Regions from separate parts of the Homo sapiens genome. Here region 2 is linked to region 1. Evidence: chromatin loops called from intact Hi-C (ENCODE). Cell type or tissue: body of pancreas. All regions are shown on one strand. Links, peaks and the distances in the headings refer to the core of each region. The heading gives the core; the rest is flanking DNA.

The links. Peaks named below come from ENCODE experiments on the same cell type or tissue, not always from the same donor. Only the 100,000 strongest peaks of a DNase experiment are listed, where the experiment ranks them.
Region 2: it touches region 1 in a loop (2.5-fold over the local background); 63 of 110 quality-filtered maps call a loop at or near these places.

What each region holds. Positions count from the first base shown.
Region 1 is chr3:100,595,915-100,608,480 of GRCh38, forward strand. No RefSeq gene overlaps it. Among named protein-coding and RNA genes, the nearest start is that of ADGRG7, 7.4 kb to the right of the region's middle. RefSeq lists an enhancer at 7,205-7,474. In body of pancreas, for the core only: a CTCF peak has its summit at 7,728 (motif pointing right); no DNase peak of the experiment used is centred there.
Region 2 is chr3:100,321,054-100,333,619 of GRCh38, forward strand. It overlaps TBC1D23 (TBC1 domain family member 23), which reads left to right. Exons shown (of 19, transcript NM_001199198.3): 19 at 2,534-4,185. The coding sequence ends at 2,615. Among named protein-coding and RNA genes, the nearest start is that of NIT2, 7.4 kb to the right of the region's middle. RefSeq lists a silencer at 7,149-7,379. In body of pancreas, for the core only: no CTCF peak of the experiment used is centred there; a DNase peak (open chromatin) is centred at 9,188.

The sequences.
Region 1 (12,566 bases), core at 5,107-10,106:
TGTTTACTCTGCTGACTGTTCCTTTTGCCGTGCAAAAGCTGTTTAGTTTAATTAAGTCCCAGCTATTTATCTTTGTTTTTATTGCATTTGCTTTTGGGTTCTTGGTCATGAAATTCTTGCCTAAGCCAACGTCTAGAAGGATTTTTCCAATGTTATCTTCTAGAATTTTTATAGTTTCAGGTTTTAGGTTTAAGTTCTTAATCCATCTTGAGTTGACTTTTGTATAATGTGAGAGATGAGGATCCAGTTTCATTTTCCTACATGTGTCTAGCCAATTATCCCAGCACCATTTGTTAAAAAGGGTGTCCTTTCCCCACTTTATGTTTTTGTTTGCTTTGTCAAAGATCAATTGGCTGTAAGTATTTGGGTTTATTTCTGGCTTCTCTATTCTGTTTCATTGGTCCGCGTGCCTAATTTTATACCAGTACCATACTGTTTTTGGTGACTATGGCCTTATAATATAGTTTGAAATCAGGTAGTGTGATGCCTCCAGATTTGTTCTATTTGCTTAGTCTTGCTTTGGCTATGCAGGCTCTTTTTTGGTTCCATATGAATTTTAGAATTGTTTTTTCTAATTCTGTGAAACATGATGGTGGTATTATGATGGGGATTGCGGTGAATTTGTAGATTGCTTTTGGCAGTATGGTCATTTTTATAATATTGATTCTACCCATCCATGACCATGGGATGTGTTTCCATTTGTTTGTGTTGTCTATGATTTCTTTCAGCAGTGCTTTGTAGTTTTCCTTGCAGATGTCTTTTGCCTCCTTGGTTAGGTATATTCCTAAGTATTTTATTTTATTTTATTTTATTTTATTTTATTTTATTTGCAGCTATTGTAAAAGGGGTTGAGTTCTTGATTTGATTCTCTGCTCAGTTGCTGCTGGTGTATAGAAGAGCTACTGATTTGTGTATGTTAATCTTGTATCTGGAAACATTGCTGAATCATTCCATCAAGTCTAGGAGCTTTCTGGAGGAGTCTTTAGGGTTTTCAAGGTAAACGATCATATGGTCAGCAAACAGGGAGAGTTTGACTTGCTCTCTACCAATTTGGATGTCCTTTATTTCTTTCTCTTGTTTGATTGCTCTGGTTAGGACTTCCAGTACTGTGTTGAAGAGGAGTGGTGAGAGTGGGCATCCTTGTGTCGTTCCAGTTTTCAGAGGGAATGCTTTCAACTTTTCTCCATTCAGTATTATGTTTGCTGTGGATTTGTCATAGATGGCTTTTATTATATTGAGGTATGTTTTTTGTATGCCGATTTTGCTGAGAGTTTTAATCATAAAGGGATGCTAGATTTTGTCAAATGCTTTTTATGCATCTATCGAGATGATCATGTGATTTTTGTTTTTAATTCTGTTTATGTAGTGTATCACATTTATTGACTTGTGTATGTTAAACAACCCCTGCATCCCTGGTATGAAATCCAGTTGATCATGGTGGATTATCTTTTTAATATGCTGTTGGATTTGGTTAGCTAGTATTTTGTTAAGGATTTTTGCATCTATGTTCATCAGGTATATTGGTCTGTAGTTTTATTTTTTCATTAAGTCCTTTCTTGGTTTTGGTATTAGGGTGATACTGGCTTAATAGAATGAATTAGGGAGGATTCCCTCTTCCTCTATTTTGTGGAATAGTGTCAAAAGTATTGGTACCAGTTCTTCTTTGAATGTCTGGTAGAATTCTGCTGTGAATCCGTCTGGTCCAGGACTTTTTTTGTTGGTAATTTTAAAATTACCATTTCAATCTCACCATTTGTTATTGGGCTTTCAGGGTATCTAATTCTTCCAAATTTAAGGTAGGACGGTTGTAATTTTCCAGGAATTTATCCATCTCTTTTAGGTTTTCTAGTTTATGTGCATAAAGGTATTCTTTGCAGCCTTGAATGATCTTTTGTATTTCAGTGGTGTTAGTTATAATATCTCCCATTTCATTTCTTAATGAGGTTATTTGGATTTTCTCTCTTCCTTTCTTGGTTAATATTGCTAATGGTCTATCAATTTTATTTATCTTTTCAAAGAACCAGCTTTTTCTTTCATTTCTCTTCTGCGGTCTTTTTTAAATTTCAATTTCATTTAGTTCTGCTCTGGTCTTGGTTATGTCCTTTCTTCTGCTGGGTTTGGGTTTTGTTTGTTCTTGTTTCTCTAGTTCCTAGAGGTGTGACCTTAGAATGTCAGTTTGTGCTGTTTCAGTCTTTTTGATGTAGGTGTTTAGGGCTATGAACTTTCCTCTTAGCATGGTCTTTGCTATATCCCAGAGGTTTTGATAGGTTGTGTCATTATTGTCGTTCAGTTGGAATAATTTTTAATTTCCATCTTGATTTTGTTTTTGACCCAATGATCATCAGGAGCAGCTTATTTAATTTCCATGTATTTGCATGGTTTTGAAGGTTCCTTTTGGAGTTGATTTCCAGTTTTATTGCACTGGGATCTGAGAGAGTGCTTGATTTAATTTCAATTTTCTTAAATTTATTGAGATTCATTTTGTGGCCTATCTTATGGTTTATCTTGGAGAAAGTTCCATGCACTGTTGAATAGAATGTGTATTCTGCAGTTGTTGGATGAAATGTTCTGTATATATCTGTGAAGTCCATTTGTTCCAAGGTATAGTTTAAATCCATTGTTTCTTTGTTGACTTTTTGTCTTGATGACCTGTCCAGTGCTGTCAGTGGAGTATTGAAGTCCTCCACTATTATTGTGTTGCTGTCTGTCTCATTTCCTAGGTCTATTAGTAGTTGTTTTATGAATTTGGGAGTTCCAGTGTTAGGTGCAAATATGTTTAGGATTGTGATATTTTCCTTTTGGACAAGGCCTTTTACCGTTATATAATGTCCCTCTTTGTCTGTTTTAACTGCTGTGCTTTAAAGTTTGTTTTGTCTGATATAATAGATACCCCTGCTCACTTTTGGTGTCCATTTGCATGAAATGCCCTTTCCCACCCCTTTACTTTAAGTTTATCTGAGTCCTTATATGTTAGGTGAGTTTTCTGAAGGCAGCAGGTGGTTGGTTGGTGAGTTCTTATCCATTCTGCAGTTCTGTATCTTTTAAGTGGAGCATTTAGGCCATTCACATTCAGTGTTAGTATTGAGGTGTGAGGTACCATTGCATTAATGATGCCATTGTTGCCTGTGTACCTTGGTTTTTTGTTTTTGCTTTTAAAATTGTGTTTTTGCTTTATACGTCCTGTGTGATTTATGCTTTAAAGAGGTTCTGTTTTGATGTGTTTCCAGGATTTGTTTCAAGATTTAGAGCTCCTTTTAGCAGTTCTTGTAGTGGTGGTTTGGTAGTGGCAAATTCTCTAGGCATTTGTTTATCTGAAAAAGGCTGTGTTTTTTCTTCATATATGATGCTTAGTTTTGCTGGATATGAAATTCTTGGCTGATAATTGTTTTGTTTGTGGAGGGTGAAGATAGGGCCCTTCTAGATTGTAGGGTTTCTACCGAGAAATCTGCTGTTAATCTGACAGGTTTTCCTTTATAGTTTACCTGGTGTTTCTGTCTCACAGCTCTTAAGATTCTTTCCTTCGTCTTAACTTTAGATAACCTGATGACAATGTGCCTAGGCGATGATCTTTTTGCAATGAATTTCCCATGTGTTCTTTGTACTTCTTATATTTGGATGTCTAGGTCTCCAGCAAGGTCAGGGAAGTTTTCCTCGATTATTCCCCCAAATATATTTTCCAAACTTTTAGATTTCTCTTCTTCCTCAGGAACACTGATTTTTCTTAGGTTTGGTCGTTTAACATAATCCCAGTCTTCTTGGAGTCTTTTTTTGTATTTTCTTATTCTTTTTTCTTTGTCTTTGTTAGACTGGGTAATTTGAAGACCTGAATTTCTTTCTTCTACTTGTTCAGTTGCATTGCTGAGACTTTCCAGAGCATTTTGCATTTCTCTAAGTGTGTCCAACGTTTCCTGAAGTTTTTCTTTATGCTATCTATTTCCTTGAATATTTCTCCCTTCACTTCTTGTACCTTGTTTTTGGATTTCCTTCATTGGGCTTTTCCTTTCTCTGGTACCTCCCTAATTAGCTTAATAACTAACCTCTTGAATTCTTTCTCAGATAAATCAGGGATTTCTTCTTGGTTTGGACCCATTGTTGGTGAGCTAGTGTGATTTTTGGGGGATATTAAAGAGATTTGTTTTGTCATATTACCAGAGTTAGTTTTCTGGTTCCTTCTCATTTGGGTAGGCTCTGTCAGGGGGAAGGTCTAGGGCTGAAGGCTGTTCAGATTCTTTTGTCCCATGGGGTGTTCCCTTGATGTAGTACTCTCCCCCTTTTCCTACGGATGTGGCTTCCTGTGAGCAGAGCTGTAGTGATTGTTATCTCTCTTCTGAGTCTAGCCACCCAGCAAGTCTACCCAGCTCCAGGTTGGTACTGGGGGTTGTCTGCACAGAGTCCTGTGATGTGAACCATCTATGGGTCACTCAGCCATGGATACCCGCCCCTGTTCTGGTGGAAGTGGCAGGGGAATGAAATGGACTCTGTCAGCGTTCTTGGCTTTGGTGGTTTAATGCTCTATTTTGTGGTGGTTGGCCTCCTGCCAGCACGTGGTGCTTTCCAGAGAGCATAAGCTATGGTAGTATGGAGAGGAACTGGTGGTGGGCGGGGCCTTGTAACTCCCCAGAGTATATGCCCTTTGTCTTCAGCTACCAGGGTGTGCAGGGAAGGCCCATCAGGTTGGGGCAGGGCCAGGCATGTCTGAGCTCAGACTCTCCTTGGGCATATCTTGCTTCAGCTGCTGTGGGGAATGGGGGTGAGCTTCCCAGGTCACTGGAGTTGCGTACCTAAGAGGATTATCACTACCTCTGTTGAGTCATGCAGGTTGTCAGGGAAGTGGGGAAAGCTGGCAATCACAGGCCTCACCCAGCTCCCACGCAATCTGAAGGGCGGTCTCACTTCCACCATGAACCCCCACAAACAGCCCCGAGTCTGTGTCCAGGCAGTGGGCAAGCAGGGCTTGAGAACTTGCCCCAGGCTACCTGCCTCCCAGCTTGGAAAGAAAAGGACTTTGGTTCTTCCCCTGCTTGTGGAGTCTGCATGCCGGATTCTTGTTCTGCCCCGAGTTCTGGCCAGGAGGCTTCTTGCCTGGTTCAAATTGTTACAAAGTTTAGCTAAAGATTTCCTTCTGTTTGTGGCATTTCCCCCCACACCTCTGGCTGCCCTCTTGAAGGATCCCTGTGGTGCCAGGCAAGAGTGGCCTACTTGGGGACCCGGGAAGCTCCCAGGGCCTTTCCCGCTGCTTGCTCTACCCCTGTATTTTGCTTGGCTCTCTAAATTGACTCAGCTTCAGGCAAGGTCAGAAACTTCTCCTGCAAACTAGACCCTTATTTTCCCCAGTGGGGGTATGTGTTCGGGAGCAGTGAATCTTCTTTTCCCACTTCGGCAGTTGGGGCACTCACAGCATTTGGGGGTCTCCTGGGTCCTGCAGGAGTAGTCTGCTTCCTTCAGAGGGTCTGTGGGTCCTCTTGGGATTCCTGGTTTGTTCTTGCAGTCGTTCTGCAGCTAAAATTCACAATACAAGCCTCTGCACACTGCTCTGTCTGTACAAGTCAGAGCTGTAAGCTAGTCCTGTCTCCTGTCCGCCATGATGATCAGAAACTCCCACCCTTTTACTTCTTAATAGTACTATGGCCTGTAAGATGCAGTGGAGGCGAGGTCTGCAGTTGCTTCTTAGCGACTGGATTATGCTCCTTTCTTGGGGGAGTGCATGTGGAGCCTGACTTCCTCTGCTGCCCCAGCTACAGCTGTTAATTGATTTCATTCTTTTTTTATGGCCCAATAGTATTCCATTGTGCATATCTACCACATTTTCTTCATCCATTCATCTGTTGATGGACAGTTAGGTTGATTCCATATCATGGCTATCATGAATAGTGCTGCAATAATCATGGGTGATTTCTCTGACCAAGAGAATATGGTAGAAGTGACACTGAACAAGTTCTGGTTGTAGAATGTAATGCCCAACCTTGTTTTTACTAACGCTGTTTTTAGACTCTCCCTTTCCTTTAATCACCTAGCCTTGTTTCCACCTGAATTGACTCTCCTTTAGCTAAGAGAGCCAGACAGACTCCATCTTGGCTCTTTCACTCGCAGCCCCTTCCTCAAGGACTTAACTTGTGCAAGCTGACTCCCAGCACATCCAAGAATGCAATTAACTGATAAGATACTGTGGCAAGCTATATCCGCAGTTCCCAGGAATTCGTCCGATTGATAATGCCCCAAGCCCCGCGTCTATCATCTTGTAATAGTCTTAAAGCTCCTGCACCTGGAACTGTTTACCTTCCTGTAACCATTTATCCTTTTAACTTTTTTGCCTACTTTACTTCTGTAAAATTGTTTTAACTAGACCGCTCCTCCCCTTTCTAAACCAAAGTATAAAAGAAAATCTAGCCCCTTCTTCGGGGCCAAGAGAACTTTGAGCATTAGCCGTCTCTTGGCCGCCGGCTAAATAAACGGACTCTTAATTCATCTCAAATTGTGGTGTTTTCTCTAACTCGCTCAGGTACAACAGACTGCCAGAGGTCTTATTTTCCACTGTTGCTGTCTTAGAATTCAACTGCTATGTGAAGAAGCAAGGTTATTCTGTTGAGGAGGCTTCAGGAAGAAAGAGGCCCTAGCGGAGAAAAGACTATGAGGTAAAGAAAGGTCCAGCTGACTTAGCCTTTCTAATCAACTAGCTAAGACCCAGACAGGTGAGAAAGGCCAACTTGGATTCTCCAGCTCCAGCTGAGCTTCCAGATGACTCAGCTAAATAAACATGAGGAACAAAGCTATCTCTGCAGAGTCCTGCCCAAATTGCATGGTCATAAGCAAATGAATGGTGATTGTATCTTAAATCCCTAAGTTTTGAGGTGACCTGTTGCGTAGCAATAAATAACTTACACTGATCATTTCATTAAATAATTATACTTTACTAAATGGAAAGAATTAGGATCCAGAATATTATCTTGTCAACATGTAAAGGATAGTGCTGTTTCACACAGGACATTGCAAATTTCAACCCATCTTGCTCAGATCAGCTTATGACTTCCTACTACTATTTTTAGGACTAGTGTTTATACGGGACTATTTCTCAGATGATTCTCTTGCTTAGTTACTACAAATTTGGGGTTTGCCTTTCACTTGAATTGGGCTTTCTAGAACGAAAAGAAGAAAATCAAACTATTTCCTACACTGTGCCTCTCAACTTAACCATGACTGTTTCTCTGCTCTTTTAATCTTTACTATACACCTCTGCCAACCAGCTCAGACTTTGGAGATGGAAAATGGAAGAAATAAAAGAGAAAGCGAAAAAGAAAGATAAAGGAAACGAATCTGCAGAGATAAACAGAGGAACTGATGTTCTCTAGAGCAAAATGAAGAAGTAAATTTGAAACTAAAAAAGACTTTCGGGAGTTCCTTTTCTTTCATCTTCTAGAGCACAGAGAGCTTCATTCAGGGTTACATGAATCAGAGTCCAGCATCTCCCATGGGCACATATTTTAGTTTCATGGACAATAAACTTCCACTAGTGTTAAATGAGTTACTTTCCACAAAATGATGCCTCCAGGAACCAATCAGCCCCGAAGATCCTATCTGGAACACCTGGCTCTGGGGAGAGTAGGAAGTTCCTAAGAACAAAGGGCTATAGAGAAAAGAAGATGCAAAGAAAGGTGCATGAGCCGGTGACTTCCTTTTGGCCTGGAAAAGCTTTTTGGATCCCTTTCTCCCTGCCCTCCCTTAACCACTAGGTGGAAACGGAGGGTGCTTTATTGTACAGATGTACTAAAGGATGAGTTTAAGGTTTCTCTGTTATTAGTAGCTCAGAGCTTCCAACAGTGAAGCAGCAGCAAAGGGCACTGGTGGTTTCCCAAGTGGAGACGCTCAGAGGCTCCGTCCTGAGATGGGGAAGTTGGGATTAGCCTTCATCAATGCTGCAGGAGGTATGATAAGCAGGTTTCTATGTTCTTAACTTTCCAGTGGGGTCACAGTGCAGGTTGTAGGGAAATAAAGGGGATTTCCGAGCCTCTTGACCCTTCCAGGTACAAGCTCATTAAAAACCTGCTAAAAAGAATAAGTGAATAAAATGAAACAAAAAAGAGTGGTTGTACAGACAACAGAAATATAGGCTCTTGATGAATTTTAGCAGGCTTTTCTGAAAATCTGGCTATCTTTAAGGCCATGAGTATTCCCATAAAGTAACAAATAAATGACCTATTAAACAAAATGCCATTTAATCTCTTACCATTTGCTACTTTGCTATAAACTTGATTCACTTCTTTTGGGAGAATTACCCCAGAGTAGTGGTTACCAAACTTCAGCAGACATCAACTCACTTGGAGGACTTGTTAAAACGCAGATTGCTGGGTGCCACCCCAGGATTTCAGATTCATTAGTTTTCTTATTTTGTTTAATGGATTATAATCTGTTATATGTATTATTTACTATTTTTAGGACTTACGTATAACATAATAAAATAATGTTATTTATTATAAACACTTATTATTTATAATAATGTTTATTTTTAAGCATTATTTATTTTGATGCTGAAATTGTCCACCATTTGATAATGGGGAGTCTTTTCAAGCTGGATTCTGTGTGTCCATTTGATATACACTCATTGTATCTTGCTTTCTGCACAAGATATTCCTGGCTCACCTATGACTTTCTCTGCTGCAGTCCTGGAATTAGCCATTTTCCAAGGAGCCATGTTACTCTTAGTGGAAACTTGTATTTACAAATCAAGTTCTGGGTTTTGGGTGTGCTCATTGTTAACAGGGTATCACTGCTTCCAGGCCAGAGCTAGAGAATAGGTGTATGTAAATATGTGATATATATAAAAAATATGTACAAATGTTCATGTGTGTTTATATAAACACACTTTTGTGTCTACATTTATTTATTGTTTATATATAATATATATTATTAGATATATTTAAAATATATAAAATATTCTCTTTCTCTTTGTATGTGTGTGTATATATATGTATATACATATACATATATGTATATGTATATACACGTGTATGTATATATGAGAATACATATATATATATTATGATTCATGTGGTACATTCAGTTCCAACGCAACACTATAGGTTTTTATGCTAAAGGCACAATAAAAATTATTTACTTCAAGTATTGGCAAAAGAAATAATATCACATCCCTTCCTTTGAAATACTTGAATTTGTTGTATTCGTCGTAACAGTTTTCCTCCTTTGCATGAGAAGTTCCTGACTTCATTCATGCATTTGTCTGACAGCCCTCTTTCCTGGAGGTATTGCTTCCTTCAGAATTAACGGCACGTAGCTTTTCTTTCTCTTTATTTCTGATGACCTGTTTTGAAATTCTCATGGAACTCCCATTATCTCCCCTTCCATGTTTGTAATGTCCTTCCCCTTCTCATCTATACAGGTGGGCAATGCAGCATGGGAAGTCAGAGCCAGAGCTCTGAAGGAGAAATTTGGCTCCCGGCATCCTCCTGTGCTTGCCTGTTTGATCCGTCATCCTCTTTGTAGCCAGTCTCTGAGCTCCACTAGCTCCACTACCACTGCCCATCCATGCGGGGACCCCCTTGGTTCTGTGTCTGGGCTCTGACTCCCTGTTTCAGGCGGCCACTCCGTGTGGACACCCTCCCCACTCAGCTCCGGCTCGGGCTTCCTGCACTGCATTGCTGGCCTGCCTAGATGCCCTCCTGACTGCTCTTGGTCCCTGAAGGCCACCCTCCTCTCCCTGCTCTGGCTTTGATTTTCTACCCAGGGTGCTCTCCTGCCCTGCTTGGTTGGGCTCTGTCTCTCCGTGACAGGTCACCCTCCCCTCCCCCCACCCTCATCCTATTGATGCCTTCTTTATCCTGCCTGGGCTCTGGCATCTCATGCTAGGTCTCCCTCTTATCAATGCTTGCCTGCCTGCCTGCCTGCCTGCCTGCCTGCCTTCCTTCCTTCCTTCTTTCCTTCCTTCCTTCCTTCCTTCCTTCCTTCCTTCCTTTCTTTCCTTCCTTCCTTCTTTCTCTCTCTCTCTCTCTCTCTCTCTTTCTTTCTTTCTTTCTTTCTTTCTTTCTTTCTTTCTTTCTTTCTTTCTTTCTTTCTTTCTTTCTTTCTTTTTTGAGACGGACTCTCTGTCTGTCGCCAGGCTGGAGTGTAATGGCGCCATCTCGGCTCACTGCAACCTCCGCCTCCTGGATTTAAGCAATTCTCCTGCCTCAGCCTCCCGAGTAGCTGGGATTACAGGCATGCGCCACCACACCCAGCTAATTTTTGTATTTTTAGTAGAGATGGGGTTTCGCCATGTTGGCCAGGGTGGTCTTGAACTCCTGACCTCAGGTGATCCGCCCACCTTGGCCTCCCAAAGTGCTGGGATTACAGGTGTGAGCCACTGGCCCTGGCCTATCAATGCTTTCTTTACCGCACTGGGGCTCTGACACCTACTCTGGGCCACTGCCCCACTCTACCCCTACCACAGACACCTGCCTTGTTCTTCCTCAGCTAATGACTTTAGAACTGAAATGTTCAGGAAGGGAAGGCCTCAACTGGATTGTTTAAAATATAAAGAAATGGAAGCCCCACGGTTTGCCCAGAGTCACACAGCAAATTAGTGGCAGCATCGGTACAAATCCAGTTCTCCCTGAGTGTAAGTTGGGTGAAGACACGGATCTTGTCTTTTGTTCACTACTTTATCCCCAGTGCCTAGCACAATGTCTGCATTGAGTAGAATGAAAGAATAAATGAATTATTTCCTGTTTAACTCTTTTCCTTTTCTTCTTTGTCATCTTGGTATGTGTGTATTGTATGTATGTGTAAATACTGGTGACCCTTTACACATTTGTCTCTTATCAGTAGTAATTAATGCCCTTACATAAATGTCAACATCTTAATTTCTGTGCCTAGGAATTTCTTCAATTCCATGAATTTCTGGAGTTTCTAGCTGGATAGATGGCAAGCCTTATAAACCTTGTCATGTGGCTAAGGACATGGAAGCCCTATAAAGCAGCAGTCATTACAGCATCCCAGGACTCCAGGACTTCCACCAACTGTGGAAGAGAGGATGTGTGATCACCATCAAAATTAGTTTTCTAGTCATTAGACTATAATCCCTTCAAAAGATTCAGAACCCTACAAGAGAAAAACACCATCACCAGATGGCAAACTTGAGACCCAGGATCCCTTCCTTCAGTCACACTGTTCAACTAAGACCATTCTGCAGATGACCACACAGGGCAGTGTTTCTAAAGCATGTGTTGAAGAACCCTGTCTCTGAGAGATCCTTCTTGAGAAGAGGATTCTGAGTTCAAATAACATTGAGAACATACTTGCATACATGTCTTCTCTAGCAGTTCACAATGGACATGAACATTGTGAATGCTCTAAGAAATGCTAGAGTGGAGAAAACTGTTTAACTTTGTGTTACCTGGCTTCATCCAAAGGTACTTAACCATAAAGCTCCTGTGTAGAATAATACCAGTTTCAGTCTCATTTCCTCATTCATGCAAAGGGCAAACACATTATGTTACCTGGGGCTTTTACACAGAGTGAATGAGATAAACATGTGTAAAGTATAAAGCACCATCCTTGGTATACACTACACATATGATAGGTGTTAATTCCTTTTCTTAGATTTATTTATTATTTATTGAAAACCATTGTTTTATTATTGAAAAAGTTATATATATTTATTTATAATAATAGAAAGAATACACAAGGCTAAAACTTCAAACTATAAAAGGGATATAAAATTTTAAAACTCTCTCCTACCTCAGATTCCTCAGATTCCCAAGAGGAACTTTTTCATGTACCTTTCCAGACATTTTCTGTGCATGTGTATGCAGACATATCAGAAACAGATTTTTAAAGATCTATTCCCAGTAAATGAGGTAATGGGTTTGCATTCATTTGTGTTGTACTTCTGCAGCAGTACTTCTAAGTTCTTCCATTTTGTGCTACCTCAATTTGTTTTTCTGAAATTCTTGGGAGGGGTAAAGTTAGGGCCTTATGTTTATAGCAAAACATTTATAAAGTGAATGTCACAGAGAATTGGAAACCCCCATAGTGTTTGGGGGTTAACTAAAGGTCAGTTTAAGTGTAAAGCCTTTTTTGGTAAAGCCTTGCTGAATACTTCCTGAAGGAATTAATGGGCTGGTATGTAGGTAGTAACGGGCTAGTACATAGGTTTCCAATTTATGATGGTTTTTTTCACTTCTGATTTTTCAACTTCACCATGGTGCAAAAGCAATATGCATTCAGTAGAAACCATGTTTGGGGTACCCATACAACCATTCTGTTTTTCACTTTCACTACAGTATTCAATATATCACATGGGATATTCGCCACTTTATTATAAAATAGGCTTTGTGATAGATGATTTTGCCCAATTTTATGCTATTGTATGTGTTTTGGGCACATTTAAGGTAGGCTAGCCTAAGCAAGGATGTTCAGCAGGTTAGGTGTATATTTAATGCGTTTTGACTTAAGATATTTTTTAACTTAAGGTGGATTTATTGGGATGTAATCTTATTGTAAGTCAAGGAGCACCTGCACTCCATAATAATTAAATATGATGATCTTTTATTTTAGCAGTTATGACTTGCCTTATA
Region 2 (12,566 bases), core at 7,143-12,142, 270 kb before region 1:
TATTTTGGGGAATGGATGGTGGAATAGGATAGCTGAACCACTTTTAGTGTTTCTTATCTCTTTCTCCGGAGTCCTTAGTCATGTGTGGTTTAGCCATTAGCACATGATTTGAGTAAGTGCCATAGCTAATTTCATAAAGTTTCTGACCCAAGGATCCTTATTGTTAATCTGTACCAGTGCTGCACTAATTGCTGGCTTGCAGAGAAATAAGAAACTTGTTTTAGAATATGTTGATATTTTTATTTTCCTTCATCGAAAAATTCTTGTTTTGACAAACTGTCAGTGAACTAAGCAGTGTGCTGGGTGATATAGGTAATTTACAGCCTGGTACAAGCCCCCCTTTGTCTCATTGTGGGTCACTAACAGTTCACAGACTGGCCCAAGAGCTGTGGACCACACTGATATTGATACTAAACCATTTTTTAATTATAGATAAAAATATGAAGCCCAGAGGGGTGGAATGACTTCCCAGATCCTAACACTTAGTTTGTGACAGAACCAAATATAGCCTTCCTGACTCCTGATTTGTGGTTTATTATACCTTGCATCAGTTCAAGTTGTTCCCCCACTGGGATTTAGGATTACACTTATTATTTACAGGAGTGCTTGGATAAATAGTAAGCTTAAGGTTATATCGCAGCACTTTTAAATAATCAACTTCAGTTGGAAGAGGAAATTATTCAGCTTCTTTCATCTTGTACTGACAATTAGGTAGCAAACATCATGAATCTATACTGTTTTATGTAATTTGTTAAAAGAAAATAATACCTGATTTGTAAAAAAAAAAAAAATCACTTCATTGCTTTATGTAAGAATAAATATTTACATAGTGATATTTTCAATTAATAATATAAAGAATATGTCATTCTAATTCTCTGTTAACACATTGATGTGTATCTTCTCAGATTTTTTTTAATGCATATGTTATTTCTCTACTAAAAACTAGATAAATGTGATATAGGCTTGTTTTTGTGTTCTGATTTTTTAAGAAAATAGTATAGTGTGAATATACTTACATTTTAATAAATATAAATTTTTTAAAATTAATTAATTAATTTTTTTGAGACGGAGTCTCTGTCACTCAGGCTAGAGTGCAGTGTTGCAATCACGGCTCACTGTAAGCTCCGCCTCCCAGGTTCACACCATTCTCCCTGCCTCAGCCTACCGAGTAGCTGGGACTAGAGGCGCCCGCCACCATGCCCAGCTAATTTTTTTATTTTTAGTAGAGATGGGGTTTCACCGTGTTAGCCAGGATGGTCTCCATCTCCTGACCTCGTGATCCACCCACCTTGGCCTCCCAAAGTGCTGAGATTACAGGAGTGAGCCACCGTGCCCGGCCCAATAAATATAAATTCTTAGCTTTTTAATGGTAGATATTCTGTTATAAGGATTTCTCAGGAGATTGATTTAACAAGCCTCATGTTGATTGGCATTTACATTGTTTTCATGTGTTTCACTATTAATCTTCTAGTGGGCCTTTAAAAACATGTATGTTTACATAGTTGTCCAATTAGTCTTCTCAGGATAAATTCCTGCAAGTAGATTCAATGGGTGAGAGGTATACACATTTTAATATCTACTTATAAATTAATCCTAACCAAAGGAGATTTGAATTATGACTCTCTCATGTATAGTAAAAGTTGGGAATTGTGTTTTAAAGGCTTTCCCACAAATTTTGCTAAATAAATTGAAGTTTATTATATATGGATCAACATCTTTTTTTTTTTAATTCAGAGTTTTGGAAGATAGTCTTAATAGTGGAAGATAAAGTAACTAGATTCTCTCTCTCCCTTTCTTCATTGATATTTATGGTTCTCTATTCTGCCTCGCATATAACACTCATAGATGATTTATACAGTGGAATTGTTAGGTTTTACCGAAGATGCTTTTTTAAAAAAATACCACTATTTTTATTCTCCAAGAAAAGAAAATTGACATTTAATCTATGGTGTTGATATTTTGCAATAGTTATCATAAGTCTTATCTTTTTTAAATATTTCAGACCTCATAACGCCATTTTATTATGTACATAACCCTCTGTAAAGTTTGGATAACTATAGCTACTTTTTATATAGGAATCTGTTTTAGTGAACTTAAATTATTTGCTTAAAGTCAAACTATTAAGTGTTGGAATTGTCATTGTCTTTGGAATTGGATACCAACAATTCATGTGTGATTTTTGTAGCTAATTGAAGGTACATCTGTATTGGGGAGTGGAATATTATATTTTTTATCTTGTGTTTTATCTAGCTATTACCTATATTTAATAATGGTTCAAAGAATTTTAGCTTTACACTATATGAAAAATCACATTGCCTTTGCATTTAGATTTTCTTTCGAAATAAGCTTTGGATTATGTTCAAATAAGCTATGGGAGTACATAGGAGGCATCTCTGCTGGCTTTGTGGGTTAGGGAAAGCTTCCCATTGGAGGTGACCTATCAGCTGAGTCTTGAAGGGAAAGCACTGTATTTTTATATACATATACATATGTATATATATATGTATATATATGTATTTTTTTTCCCCCTTAGGTATTTGATTCCAAATGCAGGGGATGCAACTAAAGCCATAAAACAGCAGATCATGAAAGTTTTGGATGCTTTGGAAAGTTAATATAAAAGAAAATTATATAAAAAGAAATTAAGACAACCAAGAGAAACATGGACATATACCTCCTGACTGAATACTAACTGGAGACCTTTCATTTGCTCATGGGGCTGCTTAAATAGCAGGTCTAAGAAAGTGTAAATTATTATAATCAATCTGTGGACAGTAAACTTTTTAAAAATTTTTCTTCTGCATTTTGGTTTTATAAAATGATGTATTATAAAGGTCAGTTATTAAATTACTTTGAAGTAACTGACCCTGTGCCCTTATGGACTAAGTAAGGGTACAGAATGCAGTTCTGTTTTGAAGAGCTGTTTTAAGGGAACATGCATCACTTTCGGGATCAAAAACAACTGTACACATACATATCTGCAGTGTCTTCACTGAAAATTAGAGATAGAATTAGTTGAAGAGACTTCCTTAATTGCTACATTGTTTTACTCACTGAGCAATATCAGAAACTAAAACATAGATTAATAATTCACTCACTGTTTCTATTCTTCTTAAAAAGAGTGAAATCTTTTTAATGGAATGGTTGAAGATTCCTGCCAACTCAAAATACAGTACAGCTAGTAAAATGTTGAAACATCAGTTTCTAAATCACCTTTGCTCCATTAGCTAATTTTTTGGACACTAAATGCTTCAAAGATAAGAAACTTCATCCTAATGATTTCTAAAGAGCAGTTAAAAGCATTAAAATAAGTAGGTAGGCTGTTAAGATTAAAATTAACATTTTGGGGACAGAATTGTGTCTGTAAAAATGTCATTGGTTTTATTACAAGCGGATTATTTTATTCATATTTTAAAACAAATGTTTAAGCCACATTGATTTATCCTCATTGAGGATTATGGTCTGTGACCACAGTAATATCCACTTATATAAATGCCAAATAATCAGAGAGCTTATAAAGTACAATTGTTTTTGTCATCATTTTCTGAATTTCTTTCTCTTCTTTTGGTTTTGTCCTCTCATTGAAGTTCCAGTGGTTTGAAATTAGTTTTGGACACATTGTCTTAATGTACTGAAAATTGCTCTGCTGTATTTTGCAGCGTTCTTCATTTAATTTATAATGGTCCATATTAGACACATTTGGTAAGAGAAGTCCAGGAACACATTTAGGGCCATGGAATAGTATTTTGTAAAATCCATTTGGGAAGTTGCAATACCCACAATCTGACATGTCCTAAAATGTAAGGGATTATCTCTAAGGGGTTGATGGGAGAAATATTTAGATGTACCCTGTTAACAGCCAGTCATTTTGATTTACTTATGGAAATCAAGTGAATAAAAGGCAACATAATTTGGGAAATTTTATTCTAATATCTAATAAAAACAGTTTGAGTGGTTGAAGACATCTGCATGAAATTGCACCTAGGTGCATTACTTGATATAACTCTCCCCTAAAACTGTTGTAATTGCATTTTTTCCCTTTTCTTGGCACCCCTTTAGAAATGTACTGAAGTCTCATTTTTCACCCATTTCAGCCATGGGACATTTTTCATAATATTAATGTAAAGATGTTTGTGTTACTGTTTATAAATTACAATTGTAAATAAATTACTAGTTTGCCCAAAACTTTGTTCTTAAAGACACTGTCTCTCTCTTTCTTTTCCCTATTTGCAAATCTCTTAAGGTCACAAAATTAGAGAATTGAAGGCATGTAGTAAGTTACCTACTACCATGAACTACACAGTTACAGGATTATTTATGACTATTAAATGAAAATACATTTCATTGACTGTTCTAGGCACTTGTGTAGATCATCCTCCCTTCACTGGCCCACTGACCACAGAGCTGGGAATCACTCTGGGGTGGCCACCTCTCATGGGCTCTTGTGATTGCAAAGGTTGCAACTTTAGGAGGTTGTTTTTTGTATTTTCAAGATAAGGAAACCAAGGCTCAAAGAAATTGAGTGAAAAGAGAAAGTATTCCTCTTATCTCCACACTCCTTGGAAATTATTTTTGTCTGTGAAGGTATACAATTATTTCTCCTATATAGGATTGATGCCATTTGCCCACCATTAATAAAACTTGGTCAGTATGATAAATTTGTATTGACATACTCAACCATTTTTGTCACTGGTATGTTTCACACAGGACCTTTAACTCCTTAGCACGATACTCTTACATTAGACTAACCAGCCATAAATTGGCAGTCCTAGTTAAAATTCATAGTTTGATGTGGGGGAACCCCAACTCTATAGGTTGAATGAGTAATGAATGTAATATCTCAGTTTGATCACTAACATCTTGAACTTAACATATTTATTGAAGTATAATTGACATGCCTTAAAGTCCCCCCTTTCAGTAGTTATTGGAATATCCACAGAGTTGTGCAATTCTAGTTCTAGAACATTTCATCACCTCAGAAAAACAGCACAAATCCATACCTGTTAGTAGTCACTCTCCTTTCCCTCTTCCCTCCAGCCCTTACCAAGCACCATCCTACTTTCTGTCTCTGTGGATTCTGGACATTTCATTATAAAAGGAATCATACAATATGTGGTTTTTGCCAGCTTTTTTCACTTAATATACATATTTTGTTTTTCTAATTTTTAAATCACATCTAACTTCAAAACATATATACACATATACTTTTTTTTGGGTAGGGGGCGGGGATGGAGTCTCACTGTGGTGCCCAGGCTGGAGTGGAGTGGTAAGATCTTGGCTCACTGCAACCTCCACCTTCCCTGTTCAAGCAATGCTCCTGCCTCAGCTTCACGAGTAGCTGGTACTACAGGTGTGCGCCACCACACCTGACTAATTTTTGTATTTTTAGCAGAGACAGGGTTTTGCCATGTTGGCCACACTGGTCTCAAACTTGTGACCTCAAGTGATCTGCCTGCCTCAGCCTCCCAAAGTGCTGGGATTACAGGCATGAGCCACCATGCCCAACCTCAAAACATAATATTTTAAAGCTTCATTTGCATTGTAGCATGTATCAGAATTTCATTTTTGTGGCTGAATAGTATTATATAGATATAACTCATTTATTCATCAGATGGTGGACATTTGGGTTGCTTCCACTTTTTGGCTATTATGAATAATGCCCTGTGAACATTTGTGTACAGGTTTTTGTGTTAACATACGTTTTCAGTTCTTTTGGATATTACCTAGGAGTAAGTGGAATTACTGAGTTGTATGTTAATTCCATGTTTAACTTTTCGAGGAACTTCCAAACTATTTTCCACTTTACATCCCCACTGGCAATGTGTGAGTGTTCTGATTTCTCCACTTGCTTGCCAACACTTGTTACTGTGTCTTGTTGATTATAGAGATCCTTAGAGTGGCCACTGGGTACACCCACAAGTTCACTAACAGGGCAAGGAAAAACAGGTTGCCCATTTTTCATATCAGTGGAGTTTGATGGAAAGAGAGGTGCATTTTTGGAGTTGTTGTTATGTGTCAGAGACTTTGGAGAAATTGATTAAGGAAGGATTTTCATTTTCCTGATTGATAAGAAAAGAATTCAGCTATGGTCACTTACCCCTGCTAGAATGTTATGCAGTGTATTATGTGGCATGCAGTGTGTTACATAGTGCTTAACAAAAATATTTTTTATCAAGGACTTTTAAGGATCAAGGACTTAGATCTAAGACCTGAAACTATAAAAATTCTAGAAGATAACACCAGAAAAACCCTTCTAGACACTGGCTTAGGCAAGGATTTCATGACCAAGAACCCAAAAGCAAATGCAATAAAAACAAAGATAAATATTTGGGACAATTAAACTAAAGAGCTTTTTTCACGGCAAAAGGAACAATCAGCAAACAGACAACCCACAGAGTGGGAGAAAATCTTCACAATCTATACATCTGAAAAAGGACTAATATCCAGAATCTACAACAAACTCAAATTAGCAAGAAAAAAATCCCATCAAAAAGTGTGCCCATGGAATACTATGCAGCCATAAAAAAGGATGAGCTCATGTCCATTGTAGGGACATGGATGAAGCTGGAAACCATCATTCTGAGCAAACTGTTGCAAGGAAAGAAAACCAAACACCGCATGTTCTCACTCACAGGTGGGAACTGAACAATTAAAACATTTGGACACAGGGTGGGGAACATCACACACCGGGGCCTGTCGTGGGGTGCAGGGCGGGGGGAGGGATAGCATTAGGAGATATACCTAATGTAATTGACAAGTTAATGGGTGCAGCACACCAACATGGCACATGTATACATATGTAACAAACTTGCACGTTGTGCACATGTACCCTAGAACTCAAAGTATAATTTAAAAAAATTCAGGGCATATAAACAATCAAATTTTGTTCTACCACAAAAAAAAAGTGTGCTAAGGACATGAATAAACAATTCTCAAAAGAAGATATACAAATGGCCAACAAACATATGAAAAAATGCTCAACATCACTAATGATTAGGGAAATGCAAATCAAAACCACAATGTGATACCATCTTACCCCTGCAAGAATGGCCATAATCAAAAAATTAAAAAGAAAAAAAGATATTGGCATGGATGCTGTAAACAGGGAACGCGTCTATGCAGCTGGTGGGAATGTAAAGTAGTACAACCACTGTGGAAAACAGTGTGGAGATTCCTTCAAGAACTAAAAGTAGAACTACCATTTGATCCAGCAGTCCCACTGCTGGGTACCTACCCAGAGGAAAAGAAGTCATTGGTTGGTCACGGTGACTCACACCTGTAATCTCAGCACTTTGGGAGGCCAAGGCAGGTGGATCACCTGAGGTCAGGAGTTCGAGACCAGCCTGGCCAACATGGTGAAACCCCGTCTCTGCTAAAAATGCAAAAATTAGTTGGGCATGGTGGTGGGCACCTGTAATCCCAGCTACTCGGGAGGCTGAGGCAGGAGAATGGCTTGACCCCAGGAGGCGGAGATTGCAGTGAGGTGAGATTGTGCCATTGCACTCCAGTCTGGGTGACAGTGCAAGATTCCATCTCAAAAAAAAAAAAGTCATTGTAAGAAAAAGATAACTTGCACACACATGTTTACAGCAGCACAATTTGCAATTGCAAAAATGTGGAACCAACCCAAATGCCCATCAATCAATGAGTGGATAAAGAAACTGTGAGATATATATATATATATGATATTCAGCCATAAAAAGGAATGAATGAATGGCATTCGCAGCGACCTGGATAATATTGGAGACTATTTTTCTAAGTAAAGTAACTCAGGAATGGAAAACCAAACATCGTATGTTCTCACTCATAAGTAGGAGCTAAGCTATGAGGATGCAAAGGCATAAGAATGAGACAATGGACTGTGGGGACTCGGGGAAAGAGTGGGAAGGGGGTGAAGGATAAAATACTACAAATTGGGTGCAGTATATACTGCTCGGGTGATGGGTGTACCCAAATTTCACAAATCACCACTAAAGAACTTACTCAGGTTACCAAACACTACCTGTTCCCCAATAACCTATGGAAATAAAACAACTAAAATAAATAAATAAAATGAAAAAAATAGACCCCCACAAATAATGGGCAGTTGTTTTGAGCAAAGTTTCAAAGGCAATTCAATAGAGAAAGGATAGTCTTTTCAACATACACTGTTGGAACAACTAGATACCCATATACAAAGAAATTAATCTCAACCTATATACCTCAAACCTTATACAAAAATTAACTCAATGCATCATACAGCTAAATGTGCAATGTAAACCTATAAAACTAATAGAAAACAGGAGAAAATTTTCATGATCTTGGGTTAGGCCATAGTTCTTAGACATATGAAAAGCACAATCCATAAGAATGAATCATGTCTATTATCCCAGCACTTTGGGAGGCCGAGACGGGCAGATCACGAGGTCAGGAGTTTGAGACCAGCCTGGCCTGCAAGGTGAAACCCCCTCTCTACTAAAAATACAAAAATTAGTCGGGCTTGGTGGCGTGCGCCTGTAATCCCAGCTACTTGGGAGGCTGAGATAAGAGAATCACTTGACTCTGGGAGGCAGAGGTTGCAGTGAGCCGAGATCACCACTGCACTCCGGCCTGGGTGACAGAGAGAGACTCCATCTCAAAAAAAAAAAAAAAAAAATCTTAAATTTAAAAATTTTGCTCTGCAAAAGACACTTAATAGAAGGGAAAGACAAGCTACATACTGGGGAAAAATACTGTACTTGCAAAACATACCAACAAAGGATTTGTGTTCAGAATATATAAAGATTTTCACTACAACAATAAGAAAACAAAACAATGGGGAAAAGAAGCAATTCTTCAGAGAAAGATGGGTGGCAAATAGGCATGTGAAAAGATCATCATTAGCTGTTGGGGAAATGTAAATCAAAACCACACCAGTTAGAATGGCTAAAATTAAAAACAAAAAATGACAATACCAAGTGCTGGTGAGGATATGGAATAACTAGAACATTCATACATTGCTGGTGGGTGTACAAAATGGTACAGACACTCTAGACAACAGTTTGGCCATTTCTTGTAAATAAACATATGTTTACTATACAACCCGGCAATCCCTCTCCTAGGTATTTACCCTAGGGAAATGAAAACTTAACATCCACACAAAAGAGTTCATGGTTATAACTGCTATACTGTGCCACCTCTTTGCTGTTTGCTGTCCTGGAAACAGCAGGCGAGAGCTAGTGGCCTTCTCAGTGTTTGCTTTTCTCTTCAGGTTGCCAGCTTTACTCAGTTACCTGTCTAACCCACGTGGGTATATTAAATTGGTCTCCCAACGTTAAGTAACTTGTCCAAAGTTACATGGTGTGTCAGCAAAGTTTTGAACTCAGGTCTCCTGATTTGCAGAGAACTGCATCAGAAATTTAAAAATTCTGTGTATCTATGCATTTATGTGTATATTTAGATGCATACACACTCTTTGACTCCTCCCTGTACACAGTTCTAACCCAATATGATAATTCCCAAGTTTGATCCTTTGCTTTCTGTAGTATACTCTTTCCTTCTCCGATTGCATCTACTCATAGATTTCTTCTCTTATTCTTTGCAAATGACTGCAATTCTGATTTTCAGCCCCTAATTTCTGACTGCTGTAAGTCACTTGCGTATTGTGGTGTTACGAGGTATACACACACATACATACACACATTTTCAAGCACGGTCCCTGACTCCCATAGCCTTGTTAAGTCTTTTGTTATAATGCCAGTTGTGTTAGGCCTCAGGGGCAGGCCTCAGGAAACAGAATCTCTCTGGCCTCTCCTGCTCTCCTTTCACCTGCCCCAAGGCAGAACTCTAATCTTGCTGATTGTGGGTCTTAAATACCTCCTGAGAGCTCCTGCCCCATCCCTTGGAGGAAGGAATGCTGATAACATAAAGTTCCCATAAAGGCCAATAGAACTGGGTTTGGAGAGCTTCTAGATAGCTGACCACGTTCGTGGAGGTTCTGGAGGGCATGGAAGCTTTGTGCCCCTCCTCCCATACTTTGCCCTACACATCTCTTCCTTGTAGCCTTTGCAACATCCTTTATAATAAACCAGGAAACATGTTTCCATGAGTTCTGTGAGCTGCTCCAGCAAGTTATTCAAACCCAAAGATGGGATCATGGCAACCCCAACTTGAAAGTGGTTGGTCAGAAGTTCTGGAGTCCAAGACATATGACTGGTGCCGGTGTGTCTTCCTCAGGTAGACAGTGTTGGAATTGAATAGGAGGATACCCAGCTGGTGTCCGCTGCTTGGTGGTAGGGAGGAACCCCCTCACATTTGGTCCCAGAATTCTTCTGTGATGATGATTGTTGTGGTGGTGATGTAAGAGCAGAGGAAAAACACGGAGAGTTTTCCTGGAACACATATCCACCTCTCCCCCAAAAACTGAGCTCACGTTCCCCTAGACTCACCTCATACTATGAAGCGGCAGCTGGAGGAATGCTGATGGAAAGGAGAGACCAGTTAGGAAGTGCCTGTAGCAGTCTCCCCAAGGTGAGGAAGGCCTACCTGTGGACGGTGGTGGTGGGAACTGAAAGGAGGAATCAGGGACATTTCCTGAGAGTAAGAAGAGCCCTGTCCCTTACCAGAGGTGGGGAATGAAAGACTCGAAAGTCACTGAAGTGACTTAGGTTTTCTTGGAGGGCTGGAAAGCAGGGAGAATTAGAAAACTGGGCATAAATTGTGGTGCCTGTAAGTGCTGGGTGGAGAAGCTCTTTTGGAGGTGATACATTTAGTTTCACATAGTTGAGTTGGAACTGATGTTGAGACATGTAAATAGAGATGGCGGCAGCCGGAGATGTTGAAATAGGTCCTCTGGAGTAAAAATAAAAATCTGACTAGTAACAGCCTGGAAATGGTCATTAAGCCTGTGAGACATGGGTAGAAATGAGAATAGAGACTGAAAAGGCACACCAGATTTTTAGCTGGGCTTTCAAGATCCATTTGGCCTGGTAGTTTTGTTTTTTGGCCTATTTTCATACGTCAGATGAACAGGAACATGGAAACGAAGGCAGAGCTGCTGCAGAGAAGGGACAGTGAGGGGAGTGGTGGTGGGGAGGGCTGCACAAACTTCACCCTTCAGCCAGATTCTTCTTCCTTTGCCTCTAAATCCTTTCACATACAGGTGAGGAAAAGGTCCTGAGGGTGAGGTGATTTGCCCTAGGTATTAACATCTAATCAGTGTCAGAGCCAGAACCAGAACCCAGTGACTAGCTTTTCCATTGTGCCCAGAAAGTTCTAAAGAAAGGTTTAAAAAGCGCACTTTCATTTAGCTTTTCCTTTTCTAGGAACACCCCTAGTGCCCAAGTCAGCAGTTTCCCTGCATGTGACAGAGGGACACAGTACCCATAGGCTTTTGGTCTTGATGGCCTTCTCCTGGTCCTGCTTCTCTCTCTCTCTTTTTTTTTTTAATGGAGTCTGGCTCTGTCACCCAGGCTGGTGTGCAGTGGCACAATCTCGGCTCACCGCAACATTCGCCTCCCAGGTTCAAGTGATTCTGCTGTCTCAGCCTCCTGAGTAGCTGGGATTACAGGTGTGTGCCACCACGCCCAGCTAATTTTTGCATTTTTAGTAGAGACGGGGTTTCACCATGCTGGTCAGGCTGGTCTCGAGCTCCTGACCTCTTGATCCACCTGCCTCCACCTCCTGAAGTGCTGGGATTATGTTAATTATTAAATCTAGGAGGAGGACACAGCTGTTCCTCCACCAGGCAGTGGCGCCCGGCCTGGTCCTTCTCCTCTAATGGCTCCTTCCCAGGCTCCACAGGCCCTTCTTCTTTTGCGTGTGCCTTTCATACTCCGCTTGTGTGTTCTCATCCAAATTCAGAGCTTCCTCTTAGTTAAAACTGCTGGTGACTCCCAAGTCAATTTCCAGCCCAGACATCTTCTGAGCTTGAGGCTTTGGTCCGGTTGCCTACTGGGCATCTCCACCTGGATGCCATGGCTCATGCCTATAAGGCCAGCACTTTTTGAAGCCAAAGTGGGAGGATCACTTGAGCCTAGGAGTTTGAGACCAGCCTGGGCAACACTGTAAGAATCCACTTCTAAAAAAATGAAATAATTTGCATTTTGAACAAGCACTTCAAATAACATTTCCAGCCAGGTTTAGGACCACTATTAGTTACAATGTTAGTCCAATAAATTTGGAAATCTAGATGAATTTTTTTAACAGGTTGTAAGTGACCACAGGTTGACCCTGAAACCTCATAGGTTAATAAGCATAGCAGAAATGAAAAGGTTTTTAAAGATCTTCCTGCTACAAAGCCAAGTCCAGATAGTCTCTTAAGCTGCAGAAAGACCATAACTGCTATGTATTTCCCCCCAATTTTTTTTTATGAAAGCTTAAAATTTTAAACTTCTACAAAGTTTTAATCTAGTACCATGAACAGCTGTGTCCTCCTCCTAGATTTAATAATTAACATTTTGCCATATTTGCTTTATCTTATGTGTTTTCTTTTTGCTGACGATTTTCAAGTCAAACATTCTGATGGTTCATCCCTAATACTTCCTCATTTTCTAAGAGTAAAGAATTGTCACAAGCACAACACTATAGCACACAAAATAATTCAGAAA